Regions from separate parts of the Homo sapiens genome. Here region 2 is linked to region 1. Evidence: chromatin loops called from intact Hi-C (ENCODE). Cell type or tissue: PC-9. All regions are shown on one strand. Links, peaks and the distances in the headings refer to the core of each region. The heading gives the core; the rest is flanking DNA.

Region 1 (15,322 bases), core at 6,828-11,827:
AATTGCCATAAATCTAGACTGTATTAATTGCTCTTACTATATTTATATTGTATCAAATGAATACAAGATGTGGCCCCTGTCCTTGGGAACTTCATCATTAGAGTTATATCTTTTATGGAAATATAAGTTCTTTGTCAACATGATGAAAGGCTAGCATTTTTATGTCTATGGAAATGCTGGAGGAAACATGGTTCTAAGGGTTTGCCTTTCTAGTCTAGATCAGTAATTCTCAACATGCCATCCCCAAACTTCCAGCATTATTGTCAATTGGGAATTTGTTAAAAAGGCAAATTATTAGGCCCAAGTCAGAGCTACTGAATCTGAAACTCTGGGGCAGCAATCTATGCTTTAACAGGCTTTCTCTCTGTAATTCTGATGCATGCCCAAGTGTGACTGAGAACCACTACTCCAGTCTTGACCCTTGATATGCATAGTGTGGTCCCTGGACCAGCAGCAGTCGCTCGGAGCTTGTTAGAAATGTAAAGTCTCAGGCCCCAGTCCAAACCTACTAAATCAGTATTTGCACTTTACCAAGATTCTCATGCGATTTGTAAGCACATTGTATTTTGCAAAGCACTGCTCTAGACTAGATTATCCCTTGAAGGGCATTGAGCCAGAGCCAGTCTATGACTCCTCCCATTTCAGCCATCAAAGCACTGAAGTAGAAGGTAACAGGCTGTTCCTTCCACTTCCCTCAGCACTTGAGTGTCATTATCTAGAATTGGCATTTTGCAAATTTGGACAACATTGCAGTTTCTACAGAGAAGACTCTGCTCCTGTCCATGAAGACTGGGAGAGGTACCATATGAAATATAATCAGTTTGCTAGTACCAACAGATTGCTATTAAAATCATTTCAGTGTCAGATTTCCCCTTTCTTAAGATATAATTAGGTTTTCTGTCTGGAGGAGGGATAATACAGTTTCCAATGTAAGTGGGTCAAACAGATTTACAAAATAATGAGTAATAGGAGAAATTTGGAATTTCTCAGCCTGGTATTACTTTGGTATCAGGAAGGGCCAGTTTAGTTAAAGTGATGAATACAAGATATTGCAATTCTTCCCTAATGGATTGGTAAATAGCTGCTGTCCCTATGCCACCCCAGCTGCCCAGCTCTTCCTTTGGACTCTCCCTAGAGCTCCACATGACTCAGCAGTCTGCAATCAAGGTATTCTTGCCTGGCACATCAGGAGTCCCTAGGATCTTAAATAATGTGATTTGCAACTCTTCTGGTTTGTTAATGCTCTTACCCTACCACTTGTTAGATAGAGTCAATCTTTACTATTTGCAGATTCCATATTTGTGAATATACTTACTTGATACAAATTTATTTGTAACTCCCAAATCAACAGTTGTGATGCTTTCACAGTCATTTGTGGACATGTTCAGAGTGGGTAAAAACTTGAGTTGTCCAACAAGTGTGGTCACAGGCTCCAAGGGTTTAGCCAGTAAGCTCTATCAAACATTTGTAAAACAAGTAATTCCAGTCTTAGACACCATTTTATGTAAACAGAGACTCATTTAATGAATTTAGCATAATTTTGATGTCCAATCTGATAAAGTATGAATACAAAAATCATAGCAGAATCTTGCTTGTTAACATGGAAGCAAAAATGCTACGCAAAAAATCAGGAAATTCAATGATGTGTACAAAATGTCACATAAACAAAATGGATTTTTCCCAGAAATGCAAGGATGGCTTAATATTAGAAAATCTTTTAGTGTAATTCTCCACCTTAAGAAACTTATGCCATGATCTCAATAGATAAAAAGAACTCCAATAATATTCATCATTTTTAAAAAGAAGAAAAACTAACGCATCAAGAATAGATGGGAATCGCTTTAACCTAATAAAAAGTAGCCCCTCCACTCCCCCCAGTGATTAAGATGTTGTGACCAAAGGCTTGCAGGAACCTACCTAGTATTTCCTTAGGAGCAGTGGTTGAGTATTTGCTAAATGAGAGTTCCAGGTGAATTTATAGTACATAACTACCATGAATAATGAGAATTAACTGTATTTAAAATATCATCTTATGGGTGTGGTTTATACGTATTTTAATCTTTACTCTTGAAAGCTTTGTGAAAAAATGTGAAGAGTGCCGTCATCTCACCTTTTCATTGGATTGTGACTGTTTTAAAGTACTTACTGGGCGGGAATGGAGAATGGAATAGTCAAATGTTGCAGAAGGATATTCTCTGCGTGAATGTCTTCATCTTTGGATTCCCAAGGCAGCATTTATTAAATATTTCCCGAGTATGGTTAATTGATTGTGCATCTTCAAGGGGAAATTCCACGAACCAGTGATGTAGTTGTGAGGAGAGATTGGGATCTAGTTAGATCCTTGACTGGTGATTCTTACAAAATTCTGATTCCTTTTGCTACAAAGTGGATGTGAGGTGCCATAGAGAGAAAGTAGTAGGGAGAGCACAAAGCCATGAGCAAGACAGACATGTAAACAATTCCCACTCTATAATCATAGCTATATTTGAATGGTTGTAGGAGAAGCTGTGGGAAATTGGAGGAGGAAATGCCTGCCTTTTCTAGGAGGTTTCATGGAGAAGGAGATATTTGACTTGTGTCTTGAAGTATGGAAAGTCATTTTATTTATTTATTTATTTGAGACAGGGTCTCGCTCTGTTGCCCAGATTAGAGTGCAGTGGCACAATCATGGCTCACTGCAGCCTCAAACTCCTGGGCTCACGCCATCCTCCTGTCTCTGCCTCCCAAGTATCTGAGACTACAGGTGGACAACACCTAATTTTTCTTTTTTTTCAGAGATGAGGAGTTTCTATGTTGTCCAGGCTGGTCTCAGACTTGGGATCCAGTGATTCTCATGTGTCTGCCTCCTCAAATGCTAGAATTACAGTTGTGAGCCACCAGGGGAAGGAGTTCTTTAGGTAGGCAAGAGGGTGACATTAATTGAGGATTGAGAGGGGGTAGAATTTTAGGCAGAGATAGGGGAATTAGCAGAGGAATGGAGTTGTGTCCAGAGTGTGTGTGTGTGTGTGTGTGAGTGTGAGGGTGTGTGATATGTATGTGGAGTGTGTGGGGTGTGTATGTGCAGTGTGTGTGTGGTGTGTATGTATGAGCATGTGTGTGGTATGTGTGGGGTATATGTTTCTGTGTGTGAGTGGGTATGGTGTCTGTGATGTATATGTGTGTGTGGTATGTGTGGGTGTGTGTGGTGTATGCGGTGTGTGTGACAGTGTGTATGGTATGTGTGTATATGATGTGTATGTAGAGTATATGTGGTATGGATGGAGTGTTTGCATGGCGTGTGTGTGGTGTGTGTGAGTGGGTATGATGTGTATGTAAAGTGTGGTGTGTGAGTGTGTGTGAAGGAGGTTGAGCAGATAAGAAGGGGACAAAATGTTGGGGATGGGGTGAGGGGTGGTGAGTATCCTGTGCTGTCAGGGGTTTGGACTTGATCTTGTAGGCCCCAGGAGAGCAGTAACAGGTTTGTTTAGGAAAGGTCACCTTGCCAGCTGTGGGAAGGATAGTCAATTAGGAAGTCCCTGTGGTAATATTAGTGCTGGTGATGACCCACTTCGCACTCCCTCTCCAGAAAAATCTCTGTGCTCTTGGGGCCTTGAAAAGCAGACCAATACCTCTGATATCATTCTCTAAATTTAACCTTTTCAGACTTGAGTGGGCATACAATCTTCTTGTTGAAATGCAATTATGGTTCCATAGGTCTGGGTGGGGTCTGAGTCTCTGTAGTTCTAATGAGCTCCGGGTGATGCCAATGCTGTTGCTCCACAGGCATGCTTTGGAGAGGAAGGCTTCACCCTGTTTGCAAACTACAATAGCCTGGATTATAAAGAAATATTGATGTCTGGTGCCACCCTAGATATTCTGATGCAATAGGTGTAGGTGTAGGGTTTAGGCGGGGCACTAAGAATTTTAAAAGTGCCCCAGGTGAGGGATCAGTTTTTTTTTTTGTTTGGTTGTTTTGTTTGTTTTAAATTTTTCAATCCCTTCATGATTTTAAAAAATACACTAAAAATAAATTAATAGAAAAATAAAATTGAGAAAAAAGACTTGCAAATATAAGCCAGAATTTAAAAAAATTATCGTTAGATTCAACAGATGTGAAATGACTGTGTCAAGTTGCTATACAGGTTCTGTTTGCTTACTCTTCATTTCTGCACTTTTCTTGTTAGCGACCAGTAACAAAGAGTAGACCTACAACAGTCCTTGGACTACACTTTGAGCATCAGTACACCACACTCATAGCTGAAACCACCAGCCATTCAAGGAGGGCAGAGAATAGGGGATTCATCATTCCAGGGGGGCAGGAGCAATTGCTTTACCTTGGGATGGCTACTGGTGGCTAGAATGGGCCTGATGGAATGAGATTTCTTGCTCACTGTGTTTCCAGATTCTATAGTACCTGGTGAGATCTAAGGGCTCTTAATGATTCCCTGGTGGTGGTGGTGGTGGTGGTGGTGGCGGTGGCTTCACCTGTCAGAAAAATCATTATGGAAGAAGAAGGAGGGAAACTTTTTCTAGCTTCTTGGGTCTTTCTCTATAAATCTTTTCTCTTTGCCTTCAAGTTTTGTTGTGGTATAGTTATTGGGTTTAAACTTCCTCCTTGAGAATGGTGACAGCTACCTTCTCCCACGCTATATTTTGCAATAAGCCTTGTTATTTTGTACAGGTTATTTCTTTTCCATGCCTTAAAATGCCAGCTAAAACCCTTAGGACAATGTTACATAGAAGTAGCGAAAGTCATTGGGTGCCCATGAGTTGTTTCTGACTTTACAAAAAATGCATTCAATGTGTTACCACATTTTTTTCTTTTTCTTTTGCTGGGGGTGGGAATTTGTGGGGGTTACTCTTTATTAGGTTAAAGAAATTCTCCCCTATTCTCGATATGTTAGGAGTTTTTCTTCTTTTTTAAAATGATGAGTATTATTGAGGTTCTTTTTAATCTATTGAGATGATGACATAAGTTCATAAATGTATTAAGTGGAGAATTAAAAGATTTTCTAGACTGGGCGCGGTGGCTCACGCCTGTAATCCCAGCACTTTGGGAGGCTGAGGTGGGCAGATCACGAGGTCAGGAGATCAAGACCATCCTGGCTAACATGGTGAAACCCCGTCTCTACTAAAAATACAAAAAATTAGCTGGGCGTGGTGGTGGGCGCCTGTGGTCCCAGCTACTCGGGAGGCTGAGGCAGGAGAATGGCATGAACCCGGAGGCAGAGCCGAGATCATGCCACTGCACTCCAGCCTGGGTGACAGAGCAAGACTCTGTCTCAAAAAAAAAAAATAAATAAAAATAAAAATAAATAAAAAAATAAAAAATAAAAAAAGATTTTCTAGTGTTATGCCTTCTAATGAAAGTATTTCTGGGAAAATCCATTTTATTCATGTTATATTTTATACACATCACTGGATTTGCTTTACTTTGTGTTTAGCATTTTTTGCTTAGTTAGTAATAAGAGTGTCCTGTGACTTTTCTCATTCATACTTCATCATATTGGACATCAAAGTTATGCTAAACTCATCAAATGATTCTCTGTTTACCTGAAAGAGTTTATAGAAGACTAGAATTACTTGTTTAATGAATGTTTCGTAGAGCTTGCTGGTTAAACCCTTGAAGCCCGAAGTTTTTGTGGGCAGATTTTTAACTAATGACTCAAATTCTATAATTGTTGTAGTGTTCACTTATTTTTGTAGTGTGAATACTCCCACCCTGGCCAACATCAAGCTACCAACAGTTTAACAATCAGCTCACAAAATTCTTTAATAATTGACTTAATAATTGACTCCTGGATTCCTGTCTGAGATGGATGCATGACACCCATTGATAGGGTTGTATCTTCTGGATTTTTAATTGAAATTGCATTATATTTTTCTACAAATTTATTCATTTCTTTGTTTTCAAATTTATTGGCATAAAATTATACTATTCTCTCGGTATCTTTTAAATCTCGACATTATATTTAGCTATGTCCTTTACATTTTTAATATTATTTTTTTTCCTTGCTCAATCATGCAAATAGTTTGTCAACTTTTGTCTTTGTTGGTCCTCTCTACTGTATATGTGCTTTATATTGCATTAATTTCTACTTATCTTTATTTTTTCTTCCATCTACTTTTGCTGGGTTTATTCTGTTTCTCTTTTCTTAACTTCTTAAGTGGGATGCTCTGTCTGCCAAGGTCCTGGCAAGAAATAGATGGCATAGTCAAAGGAAGACTTAAGAGAGTGTAAGGAGGAGAGTATTTACATAAATGTGTCAGGGTTAAAGAAACCAATAAGAGATGAGTTACCCAGAACTAGCAACAGTAGTAAGCCTCATTACTCAGTTGTGAGGGGGAAGGTAGACTCTTTCCAGACCTTTGATAAAGGGGCTGCTCAAAAAAGCCACGACCTTGGGCCTCTGCTAAAACCATGGCTTTAAGTAAGGAGGGAGCAGATATATAAAAATCCTTATCCCTCTTTCTAATCTCTTATGTCCTGTGAGTGTCACCCATTGAGTAAACCCAAGTGGAAGTCAGCAGGAAAGTAGCTGGGATGATGCAGTCTTTACAGGTAAGCCTTTTGGAAGCACAGAACAATGGACAGAAGGGCAACTAATAGATCTACAGGGGTGCCCTGAAAGTGATCAGCAGAGAGACTTAGCTATTGATTTCAATCTCTCCCGTCCTCTCATTGGTATATTTAAGGTTATATATTTCCTTTTAAGTACTATTTTAGCTGCATTTCATAAATTATAAAATGAGGTAGTCCATTATTATTCATTGCCGAATATATTGTAAGTCCTATTAAGATTTCTTCTATAACCCATGAAGTATTTAGATGTATGTTTATTTCCATACATAAGCGGTTTTGTGTGTTTGGTATTTATTTCTAACTTAACCACATTGTGATCTGAGCTAGTGTGTCTGACACTAATTCCTGGGAAGTTTTTGAGACTTTATTTCCAGTCCAGTACATAACGATTCTCTCTGTGTTTGAAAAGATTGGGTGTTTTGGTTGTAGTATTCTGTGTATGTCAGTTAGTCCTCAATAGATCAAGCTTCTTATGATTTATTCAGATTTTCTATGTCTTTACTGATTTTTGTCTTGATCTGTCAATTACAGAGATAGGTGTATTGAAAACTGTCATTATGATATATTTTTTCATTTCTCTTGTTTTCTGTCAACCTTTGCTAATACATTTGAAAAATATTTTATTAGAAAGAATTTAGTCAGTATTTCTTCCTGGAGAATGCATCTCTTTAAAATATGTGCCGACCATCTTATCTTTTGTTTTTCTTTCTGTCTAAAAGTCTATCTTGATGGACAATAATGTAGCTCTACTAGCTTTATTTTGGTTAATATAATAGTGACATTTCTTTTCATCTTGGCTCTTTCATCTGGAATCACTTTTCTTCTGTAGGATGAACATTCATTACAAATTTCTTTAGTGAGAATCTGTTGGTCCATCTGTTAGGCATTTGAAAATGTCTTTACTTGTTCCTGTTTTTCAAAAATGTCTTTCTTTAACATGTAATTCTGAGTGAACATTTATTCCTCAAGGGAATTATTTTCCTCTTTACTCATTTCCAAGTTTTAAAGTGCAATTTTCCTTGCAATTTCTGGGAGTTTGGATAGGGGGATCACTGAGGGCTAAGTGTAGGTTGAACCATGGAAAATTGTTTTTCATAAGTCAAAAATAATCAAATATTGGCAATTTCTTATGGCTTAACCTTAATTGTCTACCCTTATGCTCAAATTGGATACCTTTGGGAAATCCTAGCTTTAGATAGAGGTGTTTGCTATAAGATCATCCATGTTGTTTGGGCTGTGGGTTTTGTCACCTGTCCTCCATATTCTATGAGGCCATGGAAACAGAAAATCAGTAACTTGACCAGGCAAATGACTTCAAGGTAAGAGCCAACTTTAATATTCAGTTTACTTCTTCTCGTTTTTATTTTGGCCTCTAACTATTCCTTGGTTTCTTGCAAGCTTATCAATATACTTAAAAGATATTTTGAATATTTTAGTGGCATCATTTAGTTTTCAGTGGGAGTGGTAATGGATGCAGTCTGCCATACTGCCAAAAAAAGAAGTGCTTCTCTTTGTCCTTTCTTCTCATACATTTTAAAATTGAGGTATATTCCACACAGCATAACATTCACTCATTTATTTATTTATTTATTTATTTATTTATTTATTTATTTATTTTGAGATGGAGTCTCGCTCTGTCACCCAGGCTGGAGTGCAGTGGTGCAATCTCGGCTCACTGCAACCTCTGCCTTCCGGGTCCAAGCGATTCTTCTGCCTCAGCCTCCCGAGTAGCTGGGACTACAGGTGCGCACCACCATGCCTGGCTAATTTTTGTTATTTTTAGTAGAGATGGGGGTTTCACTATGTTGGCCAGGCTGGTCTTGAACTCCTGACCTTGTAACCCACCTGCCTCAGCTTCCCAAAGTGCTGGGATTACAGGCGTGAGCCACCGCACCCAGCCACATTGACTGTTTTAAAGTATGCGATCCAGTGCTTTTTAGTGTATGCACAAAGTTACGTAAACATCACCATTATCTGAATGGAAAACAGTTTATCATCACCAGAAGAAACTGTACTTGTTAGCAATCACTCTCTATTTCCCCTTCCCCCAGTTCTTGGTAACCACTAGTTTACTTTCTGTTTTTATAGATTTGTCTATTCTGGACATTTAATATTAGTGGAACCACACAATACGTTGGTCTTTTGTCACTGGCTTCTTTTATTTAACATCATGTTTTCACAGTTCATCCGTGTTGTAGCATATATCATTAATCCATCCATTTTAATGGCTGGATAATATCCATTGTATGGAGACACCACATTTTGTGTATCCATTCCTCAGTTGATGGACATTTGGGTTTTTTCTACTTTTTGTCTTTTATGAATAATGTTGCTATGAACATTTGTAAACATGTTTTTATGCCAACCTATGTCTTCAATTCTCTTGGGTATGTACTTAGACATGGAATTGCTCACTCATCTGAGGTCATAAAAGGGTGTCTTAAGATAAATTTCTACATTCTAAAATTGGATTGCAAGGACTTGCTTGAGAGGTGATCTGTGGCCTTGATGACTTCAATCCCCCTGCCTTCCTTTCACCCACTTCAGCTTCCCCTCTTATCCCTGAATGTGCTGCTCCCTCTGCTGGGAACACTTTTCACATCCTCCTTTCACTTTACCAATTCCTGCTAATCTTTCAAGTCTCAGCTCATGTGTCATTGACACAAGGAAGTTTTCTTGACACCCCAGATGAGGTCAGGCACCTGCTTATGTGAATGATTTAGCATCCTCATTGTCTCTTTTTAGTTATTTTCTTTTACTATTAGTAATTTTACATTCGTAAGTGATTATTTGATTTTACATCTGTGTTCCTTGTTAGACTGTAAGATCCATAATGGCAGGGAAGATGCCTGTAGTTGTTCACCATTGTGTTTCTAGCACCCAGAACAGTCTTGGGAATTAGCAAGCTTTCAATAAGTATTTGATGAATAAATAGATGCAGTGAAAGCTGATTGTAAAGATGCTACATTAGTTTGCTAGAGCTGCAGTAACAAAGTGCCACACATTGGGTGGCTTAAATAACAGAAATTTATTGTCTTCACAATTCTGGAGGCTGGAAGTCCAAGATCAAGTTATCGACAGGTTTGGTTCCTTCTGAGAACTGTGAGGGAAGGATCTGTTCCGGAACTCTCTCCTTGGCTTGTAGATGGCCGTCTTCTCTTTTTCAATTCACATTGTCTTTCCTCTAAGCATGTCTCTGTATTCAAATTTTCCTTTTTTATGAGGAGGAGAGTCATATTGGTTTAGACCCCACCCTAATTATATTTTTACTTGATTTCCTCTGTAAAGGCCCTGTCTCCAAATAGTGTCACATTCTTAGGTACTGAAGGTTAGTACTTCTACACATGAATTTAGAGGGACACAATTCAACCCATAACAGATGGTTATAGACTACTGCCTTTAATGGCAACTGGAGTTTGAGGCTGAGAGGGATGGCAAGTTCATGACAGTGTGTGTTTCAAAGGAACAAGCGCCAAGAGGCACTTAGCTAGCAATTAGTAGATCCAGAATGCAAACTCTTTCACCTAAAACAGGTTTGCTTATTTCCATGTTTGGATCTTTACCTACTGTGGGATAATGCAACCCTTTGAACATACAGGATTTCAAACCATATAGGTCTAGGGAACTTTTCCCCATTTCTTACATAATCTATACGTAAAGGGTTTCATGGTAAAATATATTTAGGAAATGCTTCAGACACACTTGGCTTTCTTAGAGTGTTATAAGGCACATATACTAGAGACTCTGATAAATCTTGCAGTAAAGTGACTTCTTTAATCCAATATTTCTTGAATTTATTTATTTATTTTTACCAAGGAGTCCCCTCTCGGTGTTAACATGCTGTATCATTTGTCATTTATTATGTAATTTATTAACTTACTGAATCATTTGGTCAGATAGGTTTGGGAAATGCTAGGGTTTCTTCTGTGAGTGGGAGAGAGATGCTATCCCTGGTGACCACCTTTCCATCTTTCCTCTCCTTATAAGAGGGTAATTACCTCTCTATATCTCTCTCTTCCTGTTTACATGTCACATTTAGGTTTTGTATGAATATCAAAAGCCCTGGCTGTGGCTAATAGTTTTGGCTGCTGTCACAGAAGATGAGAAGGTGGCTGTGTTTACTGGTGTAAGTTTGTTTACACAGGAAATATGCAAAGAAACCCTCCCTCATTCCACTGCTCTTAGAAACACTGCAAGCCAAACATAAGATCTTTTCTGGGTCTCTAAGTGCCTCAGCGATGATTTGAGCAGTAGTCATGCATCTGTTGCAAGCTTTTCTTTGTTAAGATCCCAATTTTAAGAGAATCAACAGTATAAAATATCACACTTGAGTGGGAAGCTGATTTTAAAATGGCAGATGAGATAATAAGATCAGATTGATGTTAATTCCCTTACTGCGAATCCCACAGACTTTTGTGAGAATGGAGACCAGACTTATTCTAAGGCATCTGCTTCTTCCCACGTTCCTCCCACTTGAGACTGAGGAGGCAAATTGCTTGGGGAAACCCCTAGTCACGCAGCTGTAGCCTCTCTAGAGATGGATAAAGCAGCATGTAGGTGAATGGTATTAGGAAGCAAGTGAGTCACTGCATTTTGGCATCATAACTCACCACTGTCTGTGGCACAGCAGCAATAGCCATTTTCCTTAAGCAACATCTGGACGTGACTGCATGAAGTTACCCATGGGATAACAAGAAGGCTGAGGAAAGAACATGAATTCCCTGACCTTCATCCCAGGAGCTCAGTTTGTCTTTGTTTTAGCTCCAGAAGTACAGCTCTAATTAAAACCTCCATCAAGGAGGTGAGGCCTGGTCTAAAGGACCCCAGGAAGGCCACATTGGGCCAAGGAGCCAGTTAAGTTTAAGGAAGCTCGGGGGTGAGTTTGATGCCAGGAAACAGAGATAAGCTTGAATGAGCAGCCCTAAAGGGTTCTCTTAAGAAACATTCTCCAAAGTCCATTTGGCTTCTGTAATTCTGAGGTTCTTTATCCTAGAAATACATCAAGCCCTCTGCTAAGTGCTTTACCTACAGGTGTTTTTTAATCTGTAAAATAACTCCATGACACGTGTTCTGTAATTATACTTATTTTATAGGTTTTGAAACAGGTTCATAAAGGTAAAGCCACATGTCCAAGATCACGCATCACTAGGATTCACATCCAGATCTGTCTGACACCTGAACCCCTGCTCTGCATCACCATGTTGCCTAACTTCATGAGGGCGTGCAGCATGTTATGAATGGAAATGCGCTTTCACAATCATCTCCCTCCATCTCTACTATAACTGTGTTAGATAAGTTGAGTAGGTATTATTATTCCCTTAGTGCAGAAGAGGAAACTGAGGCATAGAGAGGCTAAGTGACTTGTCCCAGGTCCTGTAGTGATAGGTGGTCAGATCAAGGGCCCAAGTCATATCTTCTCCAAGTCCAGTTTCTTCCCACCCCATGCTGCTCTTTGAGGTCTGCTGTTTTATAGCCCCTGCTTCTCTAGCCTGAATGTGTGGTCAGGGTTTGTGGTGAATGTGAAATTGAGTCAGAACCCAGTTAATTATGGAGAGTACATCATAATGCCCTTAGGATGAAAAATTATCATTATTGTTGTTTTTAAACACAAGACTCACCTAAAAACTTCCCATGAACAAAATCTATAGTTTAGTTGGAAATATAATTGTTTCACTGACCTGTTTCTTAACGCTCCTCATTATAAACAACAGGAAAACTATATGTAATAAAACTTTGACAAAACTGTAAGTTGCCTAAACAAAATCAGTTAAAAAAAAAAGTAAAGTTTTTATTTTATGATCGCTTAAGGAGCCTGAGGATATGAAAATGGTAGAGGTGGAAGAAACAAGGGCTGGGAGTTAAAAGGGGGTGTTTGGTGAGGAAGAAAAAATAATGAATTGCAGTACTTTAAGAGCCACTGAAATGAAGCACTATAAATTGCTCATTAAAAAAATTATTTGTGAATTAAACTTTCAAGACTTAAAAAAACAAATAAAAATTTTGACAGATTATAGCCTGATCAAGGTGCTCATCTTGCCCTTACTTTTTATCAAATTATTAAAAATTATGTATAGATGACATTAAGATGTCTGAGATTTGATTCAAAATAATCTAGTGGGCAGGATAAGTAAACATGATTGGCCACTTGTTGATAACTGCTGATACTGGCTGATGGGTACATGGAAGTTCATTATATTCTCTCTAGTTTTGTTATTTGTATGAAAATTTCTATAGTACAAAGTTTTTGTTTTTTGTTTCTTTTTTTTCCTTAAAGAAACTTTATTTCTTGTAGCCACCTAGTGCCATCTATTGGACGTCTATGGGAACTGGCCTTTAGGAGAGGAAAACCTGCTGAATCGTTAAGTACGATGCACAGTAACTAAGAAGTGAGACTCTTGGCTACTCAGTTACTTCGAAGGACCAAACAGTGGGCAGTTGATGGGCTTGCTTCTACTTTTGGAGTCACAGAGTTGGGTATAGGTATGAAATATGAACTTTTCAGCCAGGTGTGGTGGCTCACGCCTGTAATCCCAGCACTTTGGGAGGCCGAGGTGGGGGCAGATCATGAGGTCAGGAGTTCGAGACCAGCCTGCCCAACATGGTGAAACCCTGTCTCTACTAAAAATACAAAAATTAGCCAGGTGTGGTGGTGTGTGTCTGTAATCCCAGCTACTCAGGAGGCTGAGGCAGGAGAATCACTTGAACCTGGGAGGCAGAGGTTGCAGTGAGCTGAGATCGCGCCACTGTACTCCAGCCTGGGCAACAGAGCAAGACTTTGTCTCAAAAAAAAAAAAAGAAATATGAACTTTTTTATGTCTCAGTCAGGTAGTCATCTATAGAAACAAATAGCATATATAAGCTTTTTTTTTGAGAGACCTTAGAAAACCAGCAGTTTGGAGGGTCACAAAAATTCTATTATAACTTCTGAAAGTAGGAAATAATATTTTTATGAAATCGTTTCTGCACTAATGTGTTTCTTAGGTTACTCAGAATCTGTAACAATGATAGATTTTAGAGTTCAGAGCCTCATGGGTTGAACTTTTGTTGTCTCATGGTCCCTTGTTGATTTGACCCTCTTCTGGCCAAATAGCCAACTTGCAGATTGAGCACCATTTTAACCAGGAAAGGGATGGAAAGATAACCACTTAGTGTCTATTTTCTCTTGCTTTTTAATATTTTCTCATTTAATCCTCACAAACACTCTGTAACATTGGTATTGATATTAAAGTGCTGGGTCTGCCATAACAAAGTACCACAGACTGGGTGGCTTTGGCAACAGAAATTTATTTCTTCACAGTTCTGGAGGCTGGAAGTTCAAGATCAAGCTATCGGCGGGATTGGTTTCTTCTGAAGTCCTTTCTCCATGGCTTGTAAATGGCCATTTTCCCCATCTGTCTTCACATGGTCTTCCCTCTATGTGTTTCTGTGTTCTAATCTCTTTTTCTTATAAGGACACCAGTCCTATTAGATTAGGGCCCACCTCAGTGATCTCATTTCATCTTAATTACCTCTTTAAAGGCCACATTCAGAGGTACTGAGGGTTAGGGCCTTAATACAAGAACTTTTGGGGGGACACAATTCAGCCCATAACAGTGTTATCATCGTTACCCACCCCCCGCTTTTTTTTTTTTTTTTTGCCAGTGATAGAGTGAAGACTTGGATTATTTCAGTATCTACCCCCAGATCTCATAATGTGGAAGTGGCACGGTCTGGATTTGAATCTGGATTACTCTCACACTCTTTTCTCTCCCACACTGCATGCTGGTGTCCTGTTTACCCCTTTCTGCATGCCAGGAGACACTTCTTGTCTCTGACTTCCTCTTGGTGGAGCTGAACAGCACCCCTCAGGTCTCTGCTGCTTTGAGAACAAAGATTTTTGTCATTGCTTTTATTTTAGTAGTAAATTAAGGTTTTAAACCTAAACATTTAAATTCAGTTATATTTATTTCAGTAGAAACTGAAGGTTTGTACTGCTCATTTCTCCAGGGAAATAGACAAGGGCTAACCCAAATACTAAAGTAGTAAGACATTTTTGTCCTGATTTCCTTCTCTGTTGTCTGGGTTGCCCTTCTTGGCTGGCTCTTCAGGAGCCCCGAGCCTTGTTATCTTCTACTTTTATCCTGCAGATAAGCTGTTCCTCAGTTTCCCCCTCCCTTCATTTGCTCCATTTGTCCATCACCCCATCTTCCCCTGATCTCTTCCTTTAGGAAGATGTCTAGAGTCAATTCCTTACTGCGTTTAGAAGGCTCACTTAGAGCAGATCAGCAGTGGCAAATCAGTAGGTGATTCAAAAGACTCTCAAGCTATAATTTACATCTTGGGAAAAGCCTGAATAGGTAGCTCTCATTTTTCACAAAATTTTTTCTTACCTGTCGATAATAATATTAACAATGAATCTGCCTGTTCAAGATGGCTGACAGAGCATACCTGTTCAATTGTCCTCCCTTCCCAAATTCTGTGAGAATGAACGAAGAAATATAAACATTGAACATAATAACTTATATATCTACTTTCACGTACACTCATTTGATATTCACAACAAATCTGAAAGTTAGGCAGTAATGGCTACATTTTAGCTAAGGAAGCGAAGGCGCAGACAGAGACTAGCTTGCCCAAAGCAAACAGCCAATCAGTGGAGGAGCTGGCAGCGCAACCCAGATGTCCAGGATTATCTCATTCAGTGCTCTAGTTTGTCGAGGTTATTTTGTTCTGCGAGTCCAACCATCCGACCAGGCAGCCTCCGTTTCTAATTGCCTTAGA
Region 2 (15,322 bases), core at 6,965-11,964, 86 kb before region 1:
ACCAACATGGTGAAACCCCATCCCTACTAAAAAAAAAAAAAAAAGCTGGGTGTGGTGGCATGGGCCTGTAAATCCAGCTACTTGGGAGGCTGAGGCAGGAGAATCGCTTGAACCCGGGAGGCAGAGGTTGCAGTGAGCCAAGATCGTGCCACTGCACTCAGAAGGTGACAGAGCGGGACTCCATCTCGATAAAATAAAATAATTTTAAAAATAATAATAAAAGATGAAGAAATTGAGACCCAGGGAAATTAAGCAACTTGCTTAATGTCATATAACCCCAAATGGAAGAAAGTAAATTTGAATCAAGCCTCCTTAAGTGCTGTGCCTTTTTGAAATATTTTGAAACACATTAATGCTAGATTATATTTTTCTATAGATTAGCATCATCTGTGATTTAAAGTTGTGGAAGAATATATGAGGTTTAAATGTTTAGGGAAGATAAAATACAAGGAAGTATAGGATGCAATTTAAAATAATTGTAAAGCTAAATGTTTACCCCAGAGTGGCTGGAAGGTATAGGGGAGTGGTTTTCAACCCCCTTTCTGCCACTGATTAGCTATCTAATCTTAGGCAGTCCTCAACTTCCATATCTGCAAAATTGGGATAACATTTGGCTGCCTAAACTGTATGGCAGCGTGCACATATTCAAAAGGCGTTAGAAGTAATCTAATAGAGAAAAAAAAAAAGGAGCTACGGATATGACATGCTGGAAGTCACACCACAAGTTAAAACTAGAAATCAGATTAGACACTACGAAAATTGGCAGAAATGACTAATTTCAGGCCTATCTCTCTCCAGGAAGCACTCTGCTCCTGCCCAGGCCTATTTCCCTAGTCTATACCATTTAGGGCTCCTGATAATAAACAAACTTCCTGGCATCTTCAGTCACCTCTTTCACCTTCTTGCATGAATGAAAACATGACTTTCTTTCTCCAGCCACAGCTGAGAAACCTTTTGTCATGGAGATGTGAGTGAAAGGAGTCAGCATGCTATGTCCTGTTTCCCTGCTCATCCCAGACTCCATGGGCAGCTATTTGAATGTATAATACAATTGCAGAATTTTCCCCAAACACTGTGTCTCTCCTTGGCGTCTCAGACTCTTCTCTCCCTGGCTTCTCCAAGATGAAAGCCTTTTCTAAGATCTCTTGCTCTCTTTTCTTTCTACTCCCAAATGTAGCTCCAACTTTGAGTTGCAGTCCTTCTTCCCTTTCCTCCTTCTATTCTCTTTGCCATCTGAAGTTTTCTGCTGGGATGCCCCTGTGGCATTTCAAACCCATTGCCTAATCAGTACATTTGCCTGGCCCAAGACCACCTCCTTCCTGCCACTGAAAACTGAAATCTTGACTTCATCTGGGGCTTCACCTTCCACATCATTGTCTTCCACCCACTTCCAATTCATCACTGAGAATGCACACTCAGCTTTTCTTGTAACCTGGCTCACTTCTTTTCCTCTCCTGCCGCTGCCCTAATTTTAGGCCATATCCCCATTTTTCTAGACTATCACAAAAGCTTTCTACACCATATCCTGTTCCCAACATCCAGTTATTCTATAAAATAATTAATTTCCAAAATGCTGCTCCTATCCTGTCACTCCTGCCCTGCCTTCCCTGAGCAAACACTGACAGGGGGGTTCTCCCTTGCTTCCTTGCTTCTTTCTACAATTAAACAAAGAAGCAGCAGGACAACATGGCCCTTCAGCTGCCATCCAGCATAAACTTCTGACACTCCATATCAGGGCTATCTAAAAAACCTTCCATGATGATGGAGATGTTGTATATCTGTGCTCTCCAATTCAGTAGCCACTGGCTATATATGGCTATTGAACACCTGAAATGTGGCTAATACAACCGAGGGACTTAATTTTTCATTCTACTTAATCATAATTAATTTAAATGTAAGTAGCTACTTCTGGCTACTAGGTTCCATATTGAGCAGCACAGTTAACATCCACTAATTTGGTACCACTTTTTGGACACAACATTCCTGGCCTTCCACTTCTGTCCTAATAATTTACTTTATTTGTCCTACACACTAGTGAGGAGCACTTACTAACCCCTTTCATTTTGATGTGTTGGATGTGCTGCCTTGTCTAGGAAGCCTTTCTGCTTCTCTTCTCCACCCTCTTGGAACAGAAGGGATGGCTAGATTTTCTGAGGTGCCATAGCACTTGCCTGCATGGTATTTCCATCCCATTTTGTATAGTGTTTATGTTTGTCTTCTTGTTAGTTTAGATTATAAATCCCTTAAAGGACAGAATGATGCATTTAATTCTAAAAGCTTTGTGCAAGTGCCTACCACGTACAAGGAGATGGGGAAATGAAGATTAAAAAAAGATGAGGTCCTGTGCTTCAAGAGATCACACACTTGAACAAACATATGTTAAATGAAGATGAAAATACTTACCGCAGAATACATGATGAGTTTTTTGTAGCTTGGTATCTGAGTTGCTCTCTTCATGTGATTGAGGATTTCATTGACCAGGACACCTTAAAGAAGATGAATCAATAACCAAACTGAACCAAACATAAGCTTCTATTTTAGTTCATTAGCTTTTTGTCACTTCATAGTTGCGGACTCTCCCTGCCATGACTTAAGAAGAGGGGCAAAGATCTAATTTTATTGAGCATCTGCTCTGTGCTAGGTAATGTGATTTACATACTTTTTTTTTTTTAAACTGAATCCTACGTCTCAACCCTCATTTTTAGGTAAGGAATCTTAAGTCCAAAGATATTAAGTGACTCACACAGCCAGGTAAGGAAAGCTGGATTGGCACACTAGGACTCTACCATACCGGGTTTTGTTAAAGCTCAGGTTAGGAGGCTGATAAGCTTGGAAGGAACTTCAGACAGCTTTTTCAGATCATAAAAGATAATTCTTAGCCCATGTTCTTCTCCAGAGCAGACCTGAAATGACAGCACAGCAGGTACTCCTCTATTTTCACCCCTCTTGCTTCTACTCTCTGGCAGTCAGACCTGTGGGAGGCCATGGGAGAAAGCAGCTCTCTGGATGTTTGTACAGATCATGGACTATTCTCTGTGGACCATTTCTCCAGGTTACCCTAGGTGTCACTATTGGGGGGACAGCCAGCATCTTTAGCTTTCATTTGAGTTTCTGTCTGTCTTCAGTAGAGGAAACTTTTGCTCTTCACACTTCACATCTGAACACCTAACTGCTGTTGCTCCTGAGGTGGTGAAAGACAGATATAGAGCTTACAGTATTTATCCTATTTCTAGGCACTGAGGGCTGTGGGGTACCTTGTGGTGCCAAAACAGATCCTGTTTTAAGGACATGTTGCTTCAGAGATGTCTGTAACTATCTGGTGTCTCTGTTGGTCTCTTTACCCTGCATCATGTGCTCTCTTGGCTGAGAATGACCAGTAGGGTGTGTTAGGGTGTGTGTGTGTGTGAGTTGTAATGAGCAGGGCATTGATATTAACAGATTGACTATAATCTCAGGTTCTGTAGTCCACTCAACAAACACACACTGAGCAGCTATGATGCGCCAGATACTGTGCTAGGAGAATCAGACCTGGTCCCTGCCCTCCAAAAACTCATAAAATAGTAAGAAGAGACAGGTCTGTACACCAGTAAGTATAAAAAAGGGTTAATTAAGGAGGTAGGTATCTGCTCTTTCTATAAGATACTGGAAATTCCTTGAGGATGAATAGGATAATCTGAATGTACATGTCTAACAGGTCTAAATCCCTCCATCTCAGAGAGGGTTGCCCTGTGGAATGCATTAGGGACTTTAGCTTGATTCACATGCCATGTTGGTGCTAAACTCTGTGGCCAAGCTTTTGGGAGCCATGACAGCCACCTGAAATCAGCAAGTTGCCCTTTGTCAACAAGTGCCTTTTAGTCAGGCTGCAGTTTTGGTCATGAATATATCAGTTCTTGGTTCTGGTATGATTACACCCTTATCCCAGGAGTGATTAGGGGTGACTATCATGATTATCCTCAGGCTCTGGCATATCAATATTCTGTTTTATAGGGGAAACTGAGGCTTGGAGAGGCTCAGAAACTTGATTAGATTATACAACTTGCAAGCAGAGAAGGAGGGCTTTAAATCTAGCATGTCCTGTGTCAAAACCTTTATTTGTAATCATTAGAACATGCTATCGTGGAAAGCTAGCTTCAAAGTTATCTGTTGTATCCTTTATTAAATCTTCGTAAACTAGACAAAAATATCATTGACCTGAAGACATAAACTTTGCTTCCTTCATTTCTAGTCTACAGCAGAGGTTGGCAAACTTTTCTGTAAAAGTCCAGAGAGTAAATGTCTTAGGCTTTGTGGGTTAAAAAATCTGTTGCAACTACTCAGCTCTGCGGTGGTAGCATGAAAGCAGCAATAGACAATGCATAAATGAATGAGTGTGGCTGTATTTCAATAAAACTTTATTTACAAAACCAGGTAGTGGGCTGGATTAGGCATACAGGCAGTAGTTTGCCAACCTCTGGCCTAGAGCAAGAAGAGCTCTCTTTTCACTGATATGACCAGCCATATGATCCTAAATTTGCCCCAGGGATTTTTTTGGTGTGTGTGTGTGTGTGTGTGTGTGTGTATGTGTGTGTGTCTTACTGAACAGTGTCACCCCTGAAGTTAAATGATGAAATAAAAATTCTAGACTGGGCACAGTAGTTCATGCCTATAATCCCAGAACTTTGGGAGGCCAAGGTGGAGGATCGCTTGAGCCCAGGAGTTCAAGACTAGCCTGGGCAACATAAGGAGACCCTGTCTTTGCAAAAAATTTAAAAAAAATTTAGCTGGGCATGGTGGTGCATGACTGTAGTCCCAGCTACTTGGGAGTCTGAGGTGGGAGGATCGCTTGAGCCTGGGAGGTCAAGGCTACAGTGAGCCGTGATCATGCTGCTGCACTCCAGCCTGGAGGACAGAATGAGACCCTGTCTCAAAAACAGACACAAAAACAAACAAAAAATACAAAGAAACAAAAACAAAACAAACTAACAAAAAAACTAGCAAAGGTCAGAAGATGGCCCTGATGTGTCCACATTACTCTTTGTCACCTAGACAATGTGTGTTTTCTGTGCAGGAATGTGTGCAGCTGTTTCATCATTCAATAAACATGTAGTTGACAAATCTCTCTTGCCCAGCCAGATCTGAATAATAGTCTGAGCTTTTGTTTTGGCAGAACCACACAGGAGAAATTTTCCTGCTTAACAATGGCGCTGGACTTTTTCCAGAAAGCAGGACAGCTGGTTTCATACAAGTGCCAGCCTTTAGAATCCAAGATCAGAGAACAACTCAGAGAAGGACTCTTATAGACAGTCTAGTTTAATCTCCTCATAGGTAGTGAAACAGAGATCCAGAGAGGGGAAGTGGCTTCTCCCAAATGTAATCTTCTAGTAGGCAAGGGAAATAAAAGAGGAAACATGAGGAAAGTGGAGCAACTCCATTTCTTATTCATACATACACATCCCTACATCTACTATTAGACTACTGTCAACTCCTGTCTGGTATAAAGCATGTTGGGATTTTATTCAAATGCAGATCCTGATTCAACTCGTTTGGGAGTGGGGCCTGTGTTTCTAGCCAGGTGGTAGTTGATGCCGATGCTGAAAAGTAGACTGCACTTTGAGTTGTGAGGGACTAGGTGCCTGAATCCACCATAACTAGGTTGGGGGAAATAAATCAAGAGTCCCGCTTCCACCATTTGATGGGGCTTGCAACTGAGTCACACTGCTGGCACCTGGTGGGCCAGAAATGAGGCTGAGTGCTTATGTGGCTTCCAAGGCACCCTCTACATCTTTTGTTGTTAAGCACTTAAGATTGAGCTTCTTCCTGGGTTCTGCCCATAGACACAGTCTGTATCCCGCCTGGTAATTTTTTCCAACACTCCAGCTTCCATCTAAGACTCCTCTCTGGAGACTCTCCCTTCCTCAAGGCTGGATCTTGTTGCTCATGTGTTTAATGTGAAGTAAGGACTTGCACATTTCTATCAAGTCTGTCTCTGTGCCATGCAATCAGGATTTTTGTAATAGCAGATCTACAACAACCTCATGTCGTTAATGGCCACTGTCCTAAATTTTTTGCCCCAACCTACTTTATTCATCTCACATGAATTTGCTCCTGACCATCCTGGTTTCATACCTCATTCCCCTGGTTACAGCTTGCCTCACTCTTTATACCTGGTGTGCAGCCCTGCTTTTCTAGCTATAATTGATTCCTTTTCTGGTCAGTGATTTGAATTTTTTCCCTAGTTAAGTAGCCTCAGTGAACAACCTCCCAGTCTGGTCCAGCCCTAATATGCTTTGCCTCTATGCATTCTCTTGGGATTTTGATGGACTTGTCCTGATGCTGTGGTGAATAGTGTCTGTCAATGGCTGGAATCATGATGTGATTGTATTAATCTCAAAATGCCTTGAATATGTGTGTCAGCCTGACTTGGACCATCTCCTGTGGCTTGGACTTTCCTCATTACGTCAACCTGACATGATGAACTTTCTCTTCTTCTTTATCCCTAGTTTTAATACCTATGATAACCACATCTAAGTCTGACACCTCATTTGGTATCTTGGCCTGCCCATCCAGTTTCTCTCATAAGCCCCAACATCTGTCCTTGTCTTTGCTGGTCCTGACTTTTTTCTTCCATCCACTTATCCTGATTACAAGAATCCAGCATCCTCTTGCCTGGGTCTGCCTTCATATGACAGGGTGTCCTGTGCTACGAAGAGCCAGTTCTAACCAAGAAGAGGCATCACTGATAAATAAATCTCAACAGCTTTCAATGTCAATGAAAAATTTCAAGCTGTGTTATAAACTTGTCAATTGCAACATATTTTAACAGCACATAATTGGTCTGAAAAATATAACAATTAGCCTGAAAAATATATTTTATCGGCTTTCACAATGACTACCACTCAGGGTTTCAGGAAAACAGGCCACTTTTGTCATACCTCCCACTTGAAAAATTCATCATATAGGCCACAAGACACAATTGATTTTCATGTGGCTCAGACACAGATCCTTGATTTTTGATCTGGAGGGGATGGAAAGGATCATTTAGCTTTAGCTTTCATTTTCCAGATAGAAAACTAAGGGCTTGAGTGAGTAATAGTTATGATTATACTAACATATGACATTTATTGACAGTGTATTATGTACCAGGTACTGTTTGCTCTAAGCCATTTGAATACATACATTCATTTTAATACTCACTGTCTATGAAGTAGGTATCATTAATATCCCCATTTTGCAGAATGGAAGCTGGTGCAAGAGTGATTAAGTGAACTGTCTGAGATCACACAGTTGATTAGTGGAGGGAATGACTCAGACCTGGATCATTCAACCACAAATCCAATATGCTCCTCTCATTTTTTAATACTTACCCCCTTGGAGCCTAGATTTCTCTTTCTGCTTGTGAATTCCATAGAGGGACAGGAGGGACAATTCTGACAATTCTCTCAACTTAGTCATGGTGTCCTCAGTGGCCCAGGAGGGTAAAGTGAAATTGTGAACACTCTGTAGCAAAGAAAAAGGAAGAAAAATGTATGTGTATTTATATGACTGTCCTCTTTGTTGACTTATCCTTTTTCACCTCACAAGAACTAGTAGGGCCAGACTTTCTTGTCCTGCCATTTCTTTCTAAAAGAACTTCATATTGTGATAAGTAGTGGTATTGACTTTCAGAAGAAAAGCTTATATAAATGAATTTACCCATTCCTACCCAGTCCATAGCTTTTGGTTTAACTCTGGATCAGTGGGTGGCTCATATTTTGCAGAGTAAGGGTGCAGTAGGGAAATAATACCTCATTCCTTTATGAAAGGGTTAGAAATCTTTCTATGAACCTGACAGAGTTAAATGATATTTCCTTAAAAGCTGAATGGGCTGCCTGAGAGGCCAGTTAGGAAAGGCAATATATTTCTGGAGCCTTCAGTAATATATTCTCCCCTACCCCCATCAAGGTCTAGTTTGCTGACTTTTTTTTTCTTTTTTTTTTTTCAGAGACATTGTCTTGCTCTGTCACCAAGGCTGGAATGCAGTGGCCATCACAGCTCACTGTAACCTCAAACTCCAGGACTCAAGCAATCCTCCTACCTCAGCCTCCTGAGTAGTTGGGACTATAGGTGCATGCCACCACACGTGGCACTTTTTTTTTTTTTTTTTTTTGAGACAGAATCTTGCTCTGTCATCCAGCCTGGAGTGCAGTGGCACGATTTCAGCTCACTGCAACCTCCACTTCCTGGGTTCAAGCGATTCTCTTGCCTCAGCCTCCCGAGTAGCTGGGATTACAGGCATGCGCCACCACACCCGCCTAATTTTTGTATTTTTAGTAGAGATGAAATTTCGCCATGTTGGCCAGGCTGGTCTCGAACTCCTGAGCTCAGGCAATCCGCCCACCTTAGCCCAAAGTGCTGGGATTATAGGCATGAGCCACTACACCTGGCCACACGTGGCTAATTTTTAAAAGTGTTTTGTAGAGGTAGGGCCTCATTATGCTGCCCAGGCTCATCCTGAACTTCTAGCCTCAAATGATCCTCCCATCTCAGCCTCCCAGAAGTGCTGGGATTACAGGCAGGAGCCACCATACCTGGCTGTAGTTCACTGACTCTTGAGGAAAGCCTGCACCTTGCACACAGTGGATACTTGGTAAATATGCGTTAAATGAATGGTTAAGTACAAGCAGGGCAGGTGAGACCTTGTGCCAATATTTATTACCCGTTAGGAAGAGTTGATTAGGAGTCCCCCAGTTTCAAAGGCAGGATTAAGAGTGAGAGAAAGTGAGTTCGTGAAAGAGGAGACCAAAGTGGAGTGACCTACAGAGGAAATAAGTGAGAGAGATTTGGAAAAAATATCACATGACATGACCACATTTTGGAATAGCTCAGATCAAACTGTAGTAAGGAAGAAAAAAAAATTATGACTGGAACAAAAATGGGGGCTCTTGTTTTCACTGAAGAGTCTTTTACAATGCTAATGAATTTTCACTGAAATAGTTGCTGATGATTAAGTGAAAATACTGGGAAAGTAGCATGTGATTGGGTCAATTAACTTTAGGATGGATGGAGGCAAACTGTGTCATCTGTTATTAAGATAGAACTACGGAAGTAATTGCTGCCCCCCAGACTCTCACGATGACCTCAAAGTTAGAAGTCAATATGAATTAGGTGGGTGGTCAGAATCTTGCCCCATATTTAGTGAGCTAGTTGGGAAAACAGGAACAGAGAGTACTCCTTTTGGCCAGAAGGTGGAGCATGGTGAGTGAGAAACACCATGTAACCTTGAAAAGCAATCGTAATTTATCTGGCCACAAACGGTATTTCAAATGCATCGCAAAGCAAGAAAGAAGTTCTTTCTTGTTAAGCAAATATAAATAGCCTGGCTTATATTTTGCTTGTTTATTTCTACATTCGGAAATCAGGTAATTTTCCCCTCTTTCTTTATAACAACATTGTTTTTTCATTAAGACCAAGGACAGGAACCCAGCATTTTTGAGTGGCTGCAAAATAAATAAGCTCCTACTGAATCCAAGGGGGGAAAAAACTAAAGTGGAAACTCATAGAAGAAAAGCAATTTTGCTTGTAATTTTCTAAAGGGTGAAAACATAAATAATAATAGAGAGAAAAGAGAAGTCAGCATTTTCAAGTTAATATAAGGAAGTTGTGAATTACGTTTCAATGTCAAAAGAAGTATAAGTAATACATTCATAAAGAAGTGAAAGAAAAGATATTCATCTATTTCAAAATAAGCATAAATCATAAAATCAGATTGCAAGTTAACCTGTGATTTTTTTTTCTTTTACCTCACAATATAAAGGGTCGTAGACTTTACTCCAAATTCCAAAAAGGTCCTGGCCATGTAATCCTGAAAGTTTTCCCAAGGTAGCTATAAAATCCTGAAACACAAACAGAGAAAGAAAAATTCCTACACAGGTTTCTCAGCTTCAGCATTATTGATATTTTGGGCCAGACAATTGTTTGTTGTAGGGAGCTCTCCTGTGCATTATAGGATGTTTCACAGTATCCTGGCCTCTGCCCACTAGATGCCAGTAGCATTCCTAATCTCCCACTTGTATAACCCAGAATATCTCCCGACATTGCCAAATGTTCCTTGTGAGGCAAATGCGCCCCTGTTGAGAACCGCTGTTCTTCACAGAAAAATGCACCAGTAATATTGGTTACGATAATGTCATTCCAAAGAATTTTACAAACACGAATTGATTATTCCTTATTATTACATTTAAAATGTAGATAGATGCTGGCTGACTGCCACATGTTCCTGGTTCGTGCTGGAATTGGATTGAAGTGTACTGCCTCAGATTCTTTTTAGAAGTGGGTAAAGTATAACTCATGTGTAAATATGTCCCAGGTGAGAAAGGAAAGCATATTTCAGGCCAAAGCATCCTGGAACATGCAACACAAATAGGGCTTGGTCTTTGGCTATACATATAAAACTTGGATGGAATGCAAATCTTTCGCTAGGTTCTGTATGTTTCTTGGAATGTCGCAATAATGAGACCCAATGTTCAGCTATCTGACTGCTGAAATTGGCAGCCATTTCTGGGAAGCCTTTTTGGAAGATATTGTCTGTCTGATGGATGAAATTTCTAGGGAACTACAATTTGCCAATATTAACCTCAATAGATTTTCATAAAATAATAGAAATTATTGTTAAAGAGCTCCTACTGCCATCTTCTCAAACATAAAAGCTCCAGGGCCAGATGACTGTCATAGAGGAATTCTACCAAGCTTTTCAAGAGTAAATTATTCTAATGCTATTTTAACTGTTCTGGAGCATAGAAGATGAAAGAAAACTTTCAAAAACTTCTTATGAATTAAGTGTAACACTGATACTGACAAAGATTGCCCCCAAAATAAAACTATTAGTTCAATGCCACTTGTAAATATCAATGCAAAAGGTGTAAGTAAAATAACAGGAAGTAATTCAATGTCACATAAAAGGAAATGGGTTTGATTTGAGAAATATAAAGATTGTTCAACATTGGTAAATCTATGAATGTAATCAATCATTGTAATTAATCCAAGGAGAAAAATAATTTGATTGTATTAAAAAATGTTAAAACAATCATTCAGGAGATTAAACAACTAATATTGATTTAAAAAAATACACTCAAGAAAATAAGAAAGGTGGATATTTCCTTAATTTCATAAAAATATGTCTATTTTGGTTCAAAAGCCTGTATGCTTATTAGGAAAACTCCTCTAAAATCAGAAATAAGACAAGAATACCCGCTACCAACACTGCCCATAACATTATACTGTAAGTAGTGGCCAGTGCAAATAGGCAAAAGGAAGAAATCAGAGATACACATTTTTGAAAACTGGAGATACTGTAAACCTGAAACAAACTTAACAAAAAATGTAAAGACATATATGAAGAAAACCCTAAAATAATCTTTAAGATAAAACAAGTAGGAACATGTACCATATTCTTAGGAAGATTTGACAGTGAAAAGTTGCAAATTCTCCCTAAGTTAAATAAATTTAATATGATCCTAATGAAAATACTAAAAATTAAAAAATACTTTTGGAACTAGACAAGCTGACTCTGAAGTTCACAAAGAAAATTAAAACATAGCCATGGAAACTCAGAAAAAGCAATGAGGGATGACTAGCCCTTTAGATATTAAAGCATATTATAAAGTCTTAATAGTTAAAACCCAAGTTTTGGCTAATAAAAAATTAAACAGAATAAAAATTACATAAATAGACCCCACACCTATGGGAATTTTAATATATAATAGCTTCAATAAGTAGGAAAAAAATGAACTATTCAATAAACAATGATGGAGCAATTAGATAATCTTCCAGGAAAAAACTTAAACAGGATACCTTCTACCAGTATGAACTGTAAATGAATTCAATATATAAATGAGAAATGAAGCTAGAGTGGAATTAGAAGAAAGCATTGCAGACTTCCTTTATAACCTAGGAGTGGGGAAAGCTTTTCTAAACATGACTCAAAATATAGAAGCCATATAAGAATACATTGATACAGAACCTACATGGCAAGAACACGGTAAGCAGTTAATAGACAAACTTTTTTTTAAAAATGCCATTCATTATCTATGATATTGTGAAATATATATTTGGTCTTTTTTTTTTTTTTTTGAGACGGAATTTCGTTCTTGTTGCCCAGGCTGGAATGCAGTGGCGCCATCTCGGCTCACTGCAACCTCCGCCTCCTGGGTTCAAGTGATTCTCTTGCCTCAGCCTCCTGAGTAGCTGGGATTACAGGCGCCTGCCACCACGCCTGGCTAATTTTTTGTGTTTCTAGTAGAGACAGGGTTTCACTAAGTTGGCCAGGCTGGTCTCAAACTCCTGACCTCAGGTGATCACCCACCTTGGTCTCCCAAAGTGTTGGGATTACAAGCGTGAGCCACTGTGCCCGGCCTTCTATTTGGTGTTCATCTCCATTTTCTGCCATAGAATTCCTAAAATCCTTGGAGTCTCCAAAGTATGTCTTTTTGCATGCTAATGATTGATTGATGGCTGGCAGTCCCTGGCCAGCTTCAGGATGGGGGTTGGTCACCAGAAAGCCAAGGCCGGGATTAGAGCGTTGGGACTTTCAGCCCTACTTCAGAACCTCTGGGGAGGGGAGGGAGTTAAAATTTAAGTTGATAGCCAATAGCCTGTGGCTTAATCAATCATGCCTATGCAATGAAATCTCCATAAAAAGCCCAAAGGGAGAGGGTTCAGAGAGCCTTCAGAGAGCTGAACACTTAGAGGTTCCTGGAATGTGGTGGTCCTGAAGAAGGCAGGCAAGCTCCTTGACCTTTTCCTTATATCTTTTGTAATATCCTTTGTAATAACCAATAACTGTGTTTCCCTGAGTTCTGTGAGCTGCCCCTGCAAACTGATCGAACCCAAAGAGGAAGTTGTGGGAACCCCAACTTAAAGCCAGCCTGTCAGAAGTTTGGAGGTCTGGACTTTCATCTGTGTCTGAGGTGGCGGGTTGGGGGTGGCCAGTTTTGGGGCCTGAGCCCTCAACCTGTAGGATCTGATGCTATCTCCAAATAGATGGTGTCAAAACTGAATTGGAGGCCACCCAGCTGGTGTCTACTGCAGAACGGGCTGCCTTTTCTTGCAGAGAGATCCCCCATATTTGGTCACAGAAGTCTTCTGTCTGTGTTGATTGGTGTTTTCAAGTGAGAAAAATAGGAAAAAACACATTGAGTGTGTTTTTTTTCACACACAAAATATCACAGACAGAAATGTTAAAATACATAGAAAAAAGCTTCTAAAAACTTATAGCAAAAGGAAAATCAATCATCCAAAAGAAAAATAGTCAAGGGATATTGATATAAAAGGAAATATAAATGGCATTTAACTGATGAGAATACACGGACACATAGAGGGGAAGAAGACACACTGGGGCCTCTTGGAAGGTGAAGGGTGGGAGGAGGCAAAGGGTCAGGAAAAATAACCAATGAGTACTAGGCTTTATACCTGGGTGATGAAATAATCTGTACAACAAACCCCCATGACACATGTTTACCTATATAACAAACCTGCATTTGTACCCCTGAACTTAAAATAAAAGTTAAAAAAGAAATACAATATCAAAAAACAAACCAAAAAATGGTATTTAACTAGATGAAGATACCCAAACTCACTCATCACAAGAAGAAAAGTACTATAGCACGATGTTGTACAGTAGTTATAATAGTGAGCTTCCTTGTCTTATTCCTAATTTTAGAGGAGATGGATGCTTCTAGTGATATTATTTTCCACTTACCAGATTGGCAAATATCCCCAGAGTGGTCCACATACTGTTGGCAAAGTTGTGGAGAAATGGGCATTTGCATGCAGTGCTGATAGAAGTAGAAAGTAGTAAAACCTCTTTGGAGGGTAAATTAATAATATTTCAGATTAACCCAGAATGTCTACTTCTAGGATATTATCCCACAGGTATTCTTGTGAAACTATTTAGATGCACAAGTTATTCATACATGCTGTTTGTAAAAATGAAAGATTGAAAAATGACCCATATTCCTATCAATAGGGGCTGGTTAAATAAATTATGGCATAAATATAAATATTACACATTTGTTAAAAAAAAGGAAAAGAAAGAAAAGGAGGAAACTCTTTACATACAGATATAGAAATATTTCCAATATATTTTCTTAAATGGAAAAAAAAAAACAAAACAAAACCAAGGTGCCCAACCCTATGAATAGTATACCATTTTCGTGTAACAAAAGAAGAAACTATCAGAATATATTTTTATGTTTGTATATGCATAAGGAAATTGGAAGACTGCATAAAATACTACATAAAATACATAAAAGACTGCATAAAATAAACACATAAAAGACTACTAGAAAATAATGCTAGTGGTTACCTGTGGGGTCATGGAGGCTTCCACTGTATTCCTTTTTATATTTTCTAATTTTTGGACAGTATGAATGTATAATATTCAAAAGATTATTTTAAAAAGTACACAGCATTATATCTACCTTTTGTATTGTGCTGAAAATGGGTACTTTGCAAAATAGAAACAAAAAAAAAAGACTATCCTTTGTATATGAAGACAATAATCCCAGCCCCTTAGCCTGAATAAGGCAGGTGATTTTAGACTTATATTTATTCTCATCCAGCCATTTACTCACACCTGGTTCCTCTCAAGGCCATGAGTAAAGGATTCAAAAGGACTGGCTTGTCTATTGGCTTGTGACCCCTGTATGGGGAAGGGAAGCAGGAGTGATGACCTCCCTCATTAAATATTCTAACCCATTGCTGTAACCAGCCACTGACAGATGCATTCGTCCCATCTTTTTAAGAAGCCAAAGCTTCATCTTGTGTCTTGGCCCTCACACTCAAGTACCACTAACAAACTAACAAGTACCACTAAACAAAACTAGCTTTTAACCTTATAAGGGTGCAGCCTCTTCTGGAATTCCTCTGATTTCAAAGTCTCACTCTCAAGTTCTTGAAAACGAGGGCAGTTCCTGAAAGGCAGGTATAGCAACTGAGGATAAGAGAAAAATCATAAAACTGTTATGAGTCAGAAAAACTTTGCTAAATATGCTGCAGCAATATTTTAAGCCTCATTAGGTTCAAAGCAACCTTAATAAAAGATTCAAATGTGTTTTGAGCTGAGTGGAAATTCCAAAATTGGGGAGAAAGAATCAAATGATCTATAGGTCTTAAAATAGTAGGATATGTATTCAGAATTGAAAATCCTTTTTTTTCATTCATAAACTTGCCATAATATAACTGAGCTGTTGGTGGTAAATATTTACACTTCTCGATCTTCCACGTGAATAACTGTTATCTTGCTTCCTTCCCAATCACTTTCATTTCTTGCAGTAGGTGCACACCTGTACACACACACACACAC

What was found. Peaks named below come from ENCODE experiments on the same cell type or tissue, not always from the same donor. Only the 100,000 strongest peaks of a DNase experiment are listed, where the experiment ranks them.
Region 2: it touches region 1 in a loop (12-fold over the local background); 103 of 110 quality-filtered maps call a loop at or near these places.

Annotation. Positions count from the first base shown.
Region 1 is chr3:132,251,003-132,266,324 of GRCh38, reverse strand. No RefSeq gene overlaps it. Among named protein-coding and RNA genes, the nearest start is that of TRC-GCA9-1, 27 kb to the right of the region's middle. In PC-9, for the core only: CTCF peaks have their summits at 8,916 and 9,120 (motif pointing left); DNase peaks (open chromatin) are centred at 9,164, 10,744 and 11,144; H3K27ac peaks cover 1,896 bases.
Region 2 is chr3:132,337,084-132,352,405 of GRCh38, reverse strand. It overlaps ACP3 (acid phosphatase 3), which reads right to left. Exons shown (of 10, transcript NM_001099.5): 5 at 14,852-14,950; 6 at 9,762-9,854; 7 at 7,347-7,479; 8 at 2,404-2,486. Among named protein-coding and RNA genes, the nearest start is that of ACP3, 27 kb to the right of the region's middle. In PC-9, for the core only: CTCF peaks have their summits at 8,971 and 9,174 (motif pointing right); DNase peaks (open chromatin) are centred at 7,505 and 9,225; H3K27ac peaks cover 1,265 bases.